2 separate regions of the Homo sapiens genome follow, and region 1 is linked to region 2. Evidence: chromatin contacts called from ENCODE Hi-C or POLR2A ChIA-PET data. All regions are on one chromosome and are shown on one strand. Each heading gives the region's core, a stretch centred on a gene start or an enhancer-like site at or near the end of the contact. The rest is flanking DNA. Distances are from core to core; before and after follow the strand shown.

Evidence for each region. Hi-C counts contacts between places; a loop is a spot of excess contacts on that map. ChIA-PET counts read pairs that join two places held with the same protein, here RNA polymerase II (POLR2A). Pooled maps may share reads with other maps.
Region 1: a loop to region 2 is called in a map with no recorded cell type, with 8 times the contacts of the local background. The contact joins two enhancer-like sites. A Hi-C loop is called at or near these places in 1 of 37 single-sample maps with no recorded cell type and 3 of 50 pooled maps. POLR2A ChIA-PET finds 5 or more read pairs at or near these places in 2 of 52 experiments (H1 and activated T-cell).

The regions. Positions count from the first base shown.
Region 1 is chr6:166,748,211-166,752,580 of GRCh38, forward strand. It overlaps a transcript of RPS6KA2 not described here. Among named protein-coding and RNA genes, the nearest start is that of RPS6KA2, 120 kb to the left of the region's middle. Within about 2 kb of position 2,946, at least 2 of the 41 ENCODE cell types and tissues checked have a DNase peak (open chromatin) inside an H3K27ac peak, as active enhancers do.
Region 2 is chr6:166,705,448-166,709,976 of GRCh38, forward strand. It overlaps a transcript of RPS6KA2 not described here. Among named protein-coding and RNA genes, the nearest start is that of RPS6KA2, 80 kb to the left of the region's middle. Within about 2 kb of position 1,789, at least 3 of the 41 ENCODE cell types and tissues checked have a DNase peak (open chromatin) inside an H3K27ac peak, as active enhancers do.

The sequences.
Region 1 (4,370 bases), core at 1,696-4,195, 44 kb after region 2:
GCACGTGCTGTCTTCAGGAGGGCGGGATGAGGGCAGCCCGGGAGGGAGTGCGGGCCAGGCTTCCGGCTCCATGCTCCCACTGCCAGCGCCACCACCTCCCCAGGCAGGAGAAACAGCTAAATCCTGAAAACTAACAAGTAATGGGTGTTTCTGCGGTGTCTTCCACCGGCAGAAACTCCACCGAGTGCCTCAGCGAAATGACTCCATCTGATCCTGGCCACAGGCTAGTGAGGGGGAACTGCGCCGGGAAAGATGCCGGTGCGGGGCTGGAGGATGCTGGGCAGAGGGGGCAGATCAGCCTCCATGGGGGCCCCACCTCCTCGGGCCCCCCATCCCCTTGGGCCCCCACCTCCTCAGGCCCCCACCTCCTCGGGCCCCCATTTCCTCAGGCCCCCATTTCCCTGGGCCCCCACCTCCTCAGGCCCCCATCCCCTTGGGCCCCCACCTCCTCAGGCCCCCATCTCCTCGGTCCCCCATTTCCTCAGGCCCCCACCTCCTCAGGCCCCCATCTCCTCAGGCCCCCATCTCCTCAGGCCCCCATCTCCTCGGGCCCCCATCCCCTTGGGCCCCCATTTCCTCAGGCCCCCATCTCTCAGGCCCCCATCTCCTCGGTCCCCCATTTCCTCAGGCCCCCACCTCCTCAGGCCCCCATCTCCTCGGGCCCCCATCCCCTTGGGCCCCCATTTCCTCAGGCCCCCATCTCCTCAGGCCCCCATCTCCTCGGTCCCCCATTTCCTCAGGCCCCCACCTCCTCAGGCCCCCATCTCCTCGGGCCCCCATCCCCTTGGGCCCCCATTTCCTCAGGCCCCCACCTCCTCAGGCCCCCATCTCCTCGGTCCCCCATTTCCTCAGGCCCCCACCTCCTCAGGCCCCCACCTCCTCAGGCCCCCATCTCCTCAGGCCCCCACCTCCTCAGGCCCCCATCTTCTCGGGCCCCCATCTTCTCGGGCCCCCATTTCCTCAGGCCCCCATCTCCTCGGTCCCCCATTTCCTCAGGCCCCCACCTCCTCAGGCCCCCACCTCCTCAGGCCCCCATTTCCTCAGGCCCCCATCTCCTCAGGCCCCCACCTCCTCAGGCCCCCATCTCCTCAGGCCCCCATCTCCTCAGGCCCCCATCTTCTCGGGCCCCCATCTTCTCGGGCCCCCATTTCCTCAGGCCCCCATCTTCTCGGGCCCCCATTTCCTCAGGCCCCCACCTCCTCAGGCCCCCACCTCCTCAGGCCCCCATCTCCTCAGGCCCCCACCTCCTCAGGCCCCCATCTTCTCGGGCCCCCATCTTCTCGGGCCCCCATTTCCTCAGGCCCCCATCTTCTCGGGCCCCCATTTCCTCAGGCCCCCATCTCCTCGGGCCCCCATTTCCTCAGGCCCCCACCTCCTCAGGCCCCCATCTCCTCGGGCCCCCATTTCCTCAGACCCCCACCTCCTCAGGCCCCCATCCCCTTGAGCCCCCACCTCCTCAGGCCCCCATCTCCTCGGTCCCCCATTTCCTCAGGCCCCCACCTCCTCAGGCCCCCCATCCCCTTGGGCCCCTCTTCCTCAGGCCCCCATCTCCTCAGGCCCCCATTTCCTCAGGTCCCCATCTCCATCCTCCTTAATGTCTGCACTGCCTGGCTGGGAGCTGCAGCGGGAGCCTGGCCTCTCCTCCTCCTCCTCCTCCCAAAGCTTCCTTCCCCCTTTCCACCACACAGACTAAGGCAGGAGGCTGGGCAAGGGGAAGGGGGATACTGAGTGAGGAAAACAGAGAGGGCGGTGGAGGTGGCCACACAGTCAGCATCGGAAGCAGAGCTGGCATGTCCCTTCTGAGTCCAGCCCGGCTTGAGTCAGCGGGGAGGGGCAGGGAGGAGGGGGCCTTCCTGGGAGAAGGCAGGGGCCGCACCAAGTGCCCCTGAGGTGCCCATGCCGGAGAGAAGTTGGCTTCCTGGAGCCCCACTCTGTGCTACTGTGAAGGGCGGTTCCATCCGCCTAGGTTTTGTTAGTTCTGTGAGCCATACAGGATTAGCGTGCCCTGCAGTGCTGCAGAGACATCGGGCGTGCTCCCCTCCTGTGTCCTCAGCTTCTCCCCTGGGGGGGTGCTCACCAGCCCAGGGCCCCACCCCAACCCTAGAGGTCCCTGGGATTCCCTGAGTTCTCACCAGCCTTGGAGGCCCCGAGTCACCCCACGCAGTGCACGCACATCTGTGACACACTCCTCCCACACAGTCTCCCTCAGCCCCTCTTGACCCTCCTCCTCCTCAGACACACGCCTTTCCGGGGCCTGTACTTGTCAATCCCCAGACATCCCTGGCTGCTTCCTACATGCCCAGGCTCTGCGCTTGCTGGCCCAGGAACTGCCCTCCGTGCCTCTTCTGACTCTGTCACAACGGGGGTTTCTGCATCTGTGCTGTCTTCCCTTCTACTGTGGCTGAGGACCGCAGGTGCCACCCGAGCCCGAGCTCCTTGAGCATCCCTTGTGCCTAGAACATGCCAGGCACGCAGCACAGATGGGTGTCATTGGTCTGGGACATTGCCACGGAAGTCTCCAGCCCTCATGCACCAGAAAGAGAAGAGTGACAAGGATCATACTGAGGAGGTCAGGAACTCTAGCTGAGAATTGGTCTAAAGCAATGGAAATGGGAAATTCTGTAAATCCAAGCTCTGCTCCTTGGAATCATTTAGAAACTGGCCAAGGGCTAAGACATCCCTCTTGCTGCGTAGACTGTGATCATATTCAGGAGGAAAAGCACAACTCTCTGAGGGGACAAATTCTATTTGCCTAAACAGAGGTGAGGCTGCTGACACTCTAGAAAGTGTGAAGTGTGCTTTTGTGACCGAAGCTGGCCTCTGCATCCCCTAACTCAGCACCTCACAAAGTTTATAACCCTCACGCAGTGCCCCCGAGCTGCAGGTGACGGCAGGCCTCCAGGTTCAGCGGTGAAATAGCGGAGCAGTAAGATCTTACAGCATTACTTCCCCAAGTCAGCCGGAAGTTTTGCCAGCCCCGTGCTCCTCCCTGAAACCTCAAAAAGCCTGCTTCCAAGCCGCCTGCTTGTTCTTCCCAAGGTGGAGGCAAGACCAGCGCCCTCTGGCCAGGTGCGTTCAGGAAGGGGCAGAGATTACACAGGAATTCAGATGAGTTCCAGGGACGGCAGCTGCCAGGGTCCCGTCAAACGCACAGTCACAGGAGGGCTTCCCCTGAGTTGGCCCTGAGTCAGCCAGCTGGGCTGTGGTCTGCTCTGCAGCAGGAGGCAGCTGAGCAGAGCCTGTAACCCCTCAGGGGAGGCAAAGCTGCACCGCAGGGCGTGGAGGAGGTGCAGGCCGGCCAGCCCAAGGCAGATAACAGATGGCGACAGGGGCTTGAGGCTTGGCTTCTCTGCTGGCCTAGGTGTCTGGAACGGCTGGGCCGCCACTGGAGCCGTGGAAAGAGGGGTCTAAGTGTCTGAGCTTGGAATCAAGGTATTCCCAAATTTTCTGCTCGAAGCCCCACAAGTTTCCATTTTCCACCACAGCCAGTTGGATCAAACTTTGCACCATTCGCATCCTAGTGAAGTCCAATAGTCAGCCGATTTGGGGATTCTATGCAAAGCCAAACAGTGGCACAGACTCTAGGAAATCTACAGAATGAGCAGAACATGTCTTCATGACGATTCAAGGTCAGGCCCTGTGGACCAAGGACAGCATGGAGCACAGAGGCCAGACTCCGTGGAGCACAGAAGCCAGACGCTGTGGAACACAGAGGCCAGACTCCATGGAGCACAGAGGCCAGACTCCGTGGAGCACAGAAGCCAGACTCCTTGGAGAAAGGGGCCCCAGAAGACAAAGGGGCCAGCACAGGCCAGCCAAGGAGTACCTGAGACCTCAAAGGCGACACCAGGTCCATTTGTACCTGGGTATTCAATGTCTCATGTGCATTTGTTAGAAATTAGATAAAATCAATGCTTATTATTTTAAATAAAGACATCGTTTCTAACTATTTTAGTCATTAATAACCTGTGATCTTCCAGATGGGCCGGCCTAGCCAATGGGCGGTATAGCCACAACCCAGGTCCTCTGTGAGTATGATGAAGACATCACACAGAGTGAACAGCCTCTGAAACGTAGGGCTGTGAAGCGCGTCCACAGTCACCGCAGAGCAAGACCAGAGTACACATCCTTTACCAACCTCAGCTTCACATTCAACAGCGAGCGGACACACTGAAGTCTAGAGAGGCAATTTAGAATGAATGGAAAGAGAAACCTTAAGAGACAGAAAGGCAGAGAGAGATTTTTCAAAATCTTATTTTATAATTAGTAAAAATATAGGAATACAGTCACTTCAAAAGCTGACATTAGCTAAGAACATTAATGGGTTATTAAATATTTAATTTAATTCAGAGATGATAGACCCATAATGA
Region 2 (4,529 bases), core at 539-3,038:
AAGAAAAGTCGCTCAACTTGGTAAAGGCTACATTACAAAAACAACCAGTAAACATCACACTCAGTGGAGAAACTTTAAAATCAGAAGCAAAGATGCCCATTAACATCACAACTGCTTAGCATGGTACTAAAGGTCCTTACAGACAAAAAAGAAGAAAGAAGCAAGAAGGAGAGAGTCAGAAAACAAAATAAATTAGTGGTATAAGATTTGGAAGGAAGATAAAAAACATCCTTATTGGCAGATGACACAATCCTAGACATAGACACTCCAACAGAATAGAGACTATTAAAACTAACGAGAGTTCAGTGATGTTGATGGATTTACAGTGGGCTTAAAAATTACTAGCAATTATCCTCACCTATTGATACAGACTGAATGTTTGTGTCTCCCCTAACTCTTATGTTGAAATCTAATCCCAAGTGTGATGGTATTTGGAGGGGGGTCTGGGAGGTGATTAGGTCATGAGAGCAAAGCCCTCATGAATGGGATTATAAAAGAGACCTTATGAAAGAGACTCTAGAGAGGGCCCTCACACCTTCCACCACGTGAGGACTTGGCAAGAAGGCACTGTCTGTGAACCAGGGAGCAAGTGTCCACCAGACACTGGATCTGTGGGTTCCTCGATCTTGGACTTCCAGCCTCCAGAACTGTGAGAAACGAATTTCTGTTGTTTATAAGCCACTCCGTTTATCGTTTTTCATTACAGCATCCCAAATGGACTAACACACCTGCAATAACCAATTACAGTTTTTATTAAACTTAAGTGGTGAAATTTTATCAAATACCTCTCTGTACCAATTGAGAGGACCACATGGCTCATGTTGCTATCAACAAGAAAAGATAGGCAACCCAACCCAAAAAACAGGCCAGGAATGAAAACAGTTCACAGCAAGAGAAATGTAAATGACTGGCAAGTATGTGAAGAGTTCCTCAACTCAGTCAATGTAACCAGAAGAAATAAAATGAGGAGAAGACAATTCAAGCCATCATATTTATAAAATGTAAAGGCGTCATACAACCAAGAGTTGGTGAGCGTGGGAAGGAAGATCTGGGGCCTCCTGCAATTCTTCTGGAAGCGTCCCCTGCCGTGACTGCATGGAGAACACTTGAGCAGTCATGAAGATGAAGAACGAGTATCATCTGTGCTCTTTCCATCCCATGCTGCATAGCCTGGAGACCCCAGACCCCCAGCCCTCCACGACTGGATGGGTACCCAGGCAAGGGGACAGCTAGTTAGGCAGGCTTTACGCACAGTACCCAGGGGGAAGTAAAGCCCCGTGCCAACTGTCTGTGCAAAATGAAATATCACACGCACAGCCTGTTACTGTGTATCTTAAAGGATACATTCATATCTAAGAATATAGAGAGGGTGGGATCGGGAGGAAAAGTAAAATAGTATTAAACAAGAAGAGTCTTATTTTGACAGTTGTGCTAGAGTTCCTTGAATAGTAGTAACAAAACTCTGCATAGGAAGTTTTTGAAAAACATTAAGAGTAAATGGTCTTCAGATTTATTGGTGGAAGGGTGACAGCCATTCAAATGGATAAGTTCAATTTAGGAGTGAATATTACTCAAAATAGAACAAAGTCCAACATACCTATAATTAGTGTGCAGGAAGAAGAAAAGTACCCAGCAAACTTGAGAGTAAAGGCTGATCAGAGAAGAGAGTTAGCAGGCAAAGGAAGAGAAAACCAGCATCTGCTAGATGCCTTCCTTGTGGCAGCACTGGACAGATAACCCTTTGTGCAATGCCGGGGTTGCCGGGAAGGGGGCAGCTCTGCTCTCTGTGCAGATGGACGGCAGCCCGGCAGCCACGCAGCCCGCAGAGCAGAGCCGGGTTAGAGCACAGTTCCGTCTCACCCACACGGTTAGGGAGCTCCAACCATGTGGCAGGGAGACTTTCAGGAATAAGTGAAGGTCGGTTTCCAAAGTGCAGCATGATTCTTAGTAAGCAAATATTGTTGATTCATTACAAAGGTAAATAGAAACAGTTTCAATGGAGCAGTGAGGAACAAAACCAGGTGACTGGGTGGTGGGGAAGTGGCAGAGGAATGAAAATGACTTATAAATTAAGGATAGTGAATATCTGGGCACGTTTAAAGTTATGGATGACAGTAATGGAAGGAGTGCAGAATCAAGGCCCAGGGTCATTATAAAGGAGGAGGTCCAGACAGGTGCACCTGGATCAGATTGGGAGGTGACTAAACAAGTGACCTAAAATGTATAAATATAGTACCTTAATTATGGTGATCATTATTACTTATCTTCAGAGAGTAATCTTTCTTTCTTTCTCTCTCTCTCTCTCTTTTTTTTCAGGGTCTTACTTTGTTGCCCAGGCTGAAGTACAGTGGTGCGATCTTGGCTCCTAGGCTGGTGGCCTTGACCTCCCAGGCTCAAGCAATCCTCCCGCCTCAGCCTCCAGAGTAGCTGGAACTACAGGTGTGCACCACCGTGCCCAGATAATTTTTGAATATTTTACAGAGACAGGGTCTCACTATGTTGCCTAGGCCGGTCTTGAACTGCTGGCCTTAAGTATTCCACCTGCCTCAGCCTCCCAAAGTGCTGAGATTACAGGCATGAGCCACCACAACTGGCCTGAGAATAATTTCTTTTGCTAATATTGTACAACCACAGAAAAAAGGAAAATATTCTCCGGTAGAATTAAATCTATATACTTACACTTATTTATTAAAAATATTTGTGTTTTTTATTGGATCTAGAAAAAAACCTGATTTAATTCAATATATTTTTGTCACTATGTATTAATTCTGTTGGAAACATAATAGGATTGAGCTTGATGTCAAATAACAGGATGAAATCTTTTTTTTGCATAAAGGAACATAAAACTATTTATTGACCACTCTTCACAAGTATTTACAATAAAGTAAACATTATACAGTTGGATAACATTCTGATTACTGCAAAGTGGTTTTTCCTGGCTTTTGAAATCACTTTTAAGAATAGTTAACCTGGACTTGACACAGAAAAATCTCAACTCTCAAAAAGCTAAGCCACACCAAAGAAACTGCTTTATCAGGTTGTTGAAAACATTTAGGATGTTAAAAATAATTTCAGTATAAACAAAAATGCTTTCTTCCTTGCAACTTCCATTCCTCCTGCCTTGGAACCCTGGCAAAAGCTAAGAAGTTAGAAGACATTCCAAGACGTTTCGCAGGTCCTGAGAAGGTACTTACACACCCGCTGAGAGTTCTCGTCACCAGGCAGTGCACACTGCTAAACAGGCTTTACCAGTAGGCCTTTACTAGTACTATTTACAGTTACAATAAATAACTTTCTCTAAAGTTTTACCACAGTGACTTCCTTCTCATACAATTGAACTTGCTCACTTTCAAGTGTAATTATATTTTTGAAATACATACTTCTGAACTGAAGTCTCCACCATTAATTTTCATGGGCAATACATGATAAAATAAATGCATTGTACCACAAATTGCAATGTATTAAGTTCTGTGGAGTAAGTGAAGCCAGTCATGTAGACAACTGGGAGAGATATGAAATAGAAGTGACACACCGCTCCGTGTTGATATTCAAAGTAGAGAAACAAGGAAGAGGTGTGAGCCACAAGCTGTGAGCCTGCAGTGGGGTTCCATACACATTCCCCCAGCCGGGTACTATCGGCTTGTTTTAGCACGCCTCTTATCCGGGTTGTGCCTCAGTTTCCTCCTCCTTAAAGCAGCACTGAAGTTCATCTCACCTCTGCTTCCCTCACCGGTTGTCATAAAGATGTAACAAGATAACGGATGTGGGGTGCTTGTCAAGCTGGGCACGCATGTAGAAAATCATTACTTTTATTAATGGAGGAATAAGAACAATAGTCCCAGAAGTCAGAAATAAAGACACAACATATCCTCAAAATATCCTTAAAAATAAACACATGGGCTGAGTAAGTTGGCTCACGCCTGTCATCCCGGCACTTTGGGTGGCCGAGGCAGGAGGATTGCTGGAACCCAGGTGCTGGAGGCTAGCCTGTGCAACATAGTGACACTCCATCTGTACCAAAATAAATAAATAAATAAACACATGACCAAAAAGAAAAAACTATTTGATGGCTTCGCTTTATCCTAATCTCAAATCACATTGTTATTCTTTACATCATCTTTCTTTCTTCATAAAAGTCAGAATCTCAAAGGAAGTTGGTCAAGATCCTGATGTGCAGATGGGTTAAGAGGATTAGTAAATGTCAAATAACAAAATAAAAAGAAGAAAGGGATGAAATTAAGTCCTGGCACATTCCTCAGTTAGTTGTATTTCCTCTTTCTGGCCCAGACATCCCCTGGATTTATAGGTGCGTAAGTGTCCCTTCTCGTCACCAGGACAGCTTTAACTACCATCAAGAAGTATTTTTCAAATAAACACTTCAGTCTCTGTGTCTGAAGTGTTTATTTGACTGATCACAGCTGAGAACAAGTTAGGGGTTGACAAGGTCCTATTGTGGGCAGAACAACTGTGATTTTCTAAATGGAAGCACATCTTTAAAACTGTAAGAGGGTTTCAGTTTTCATGTACGC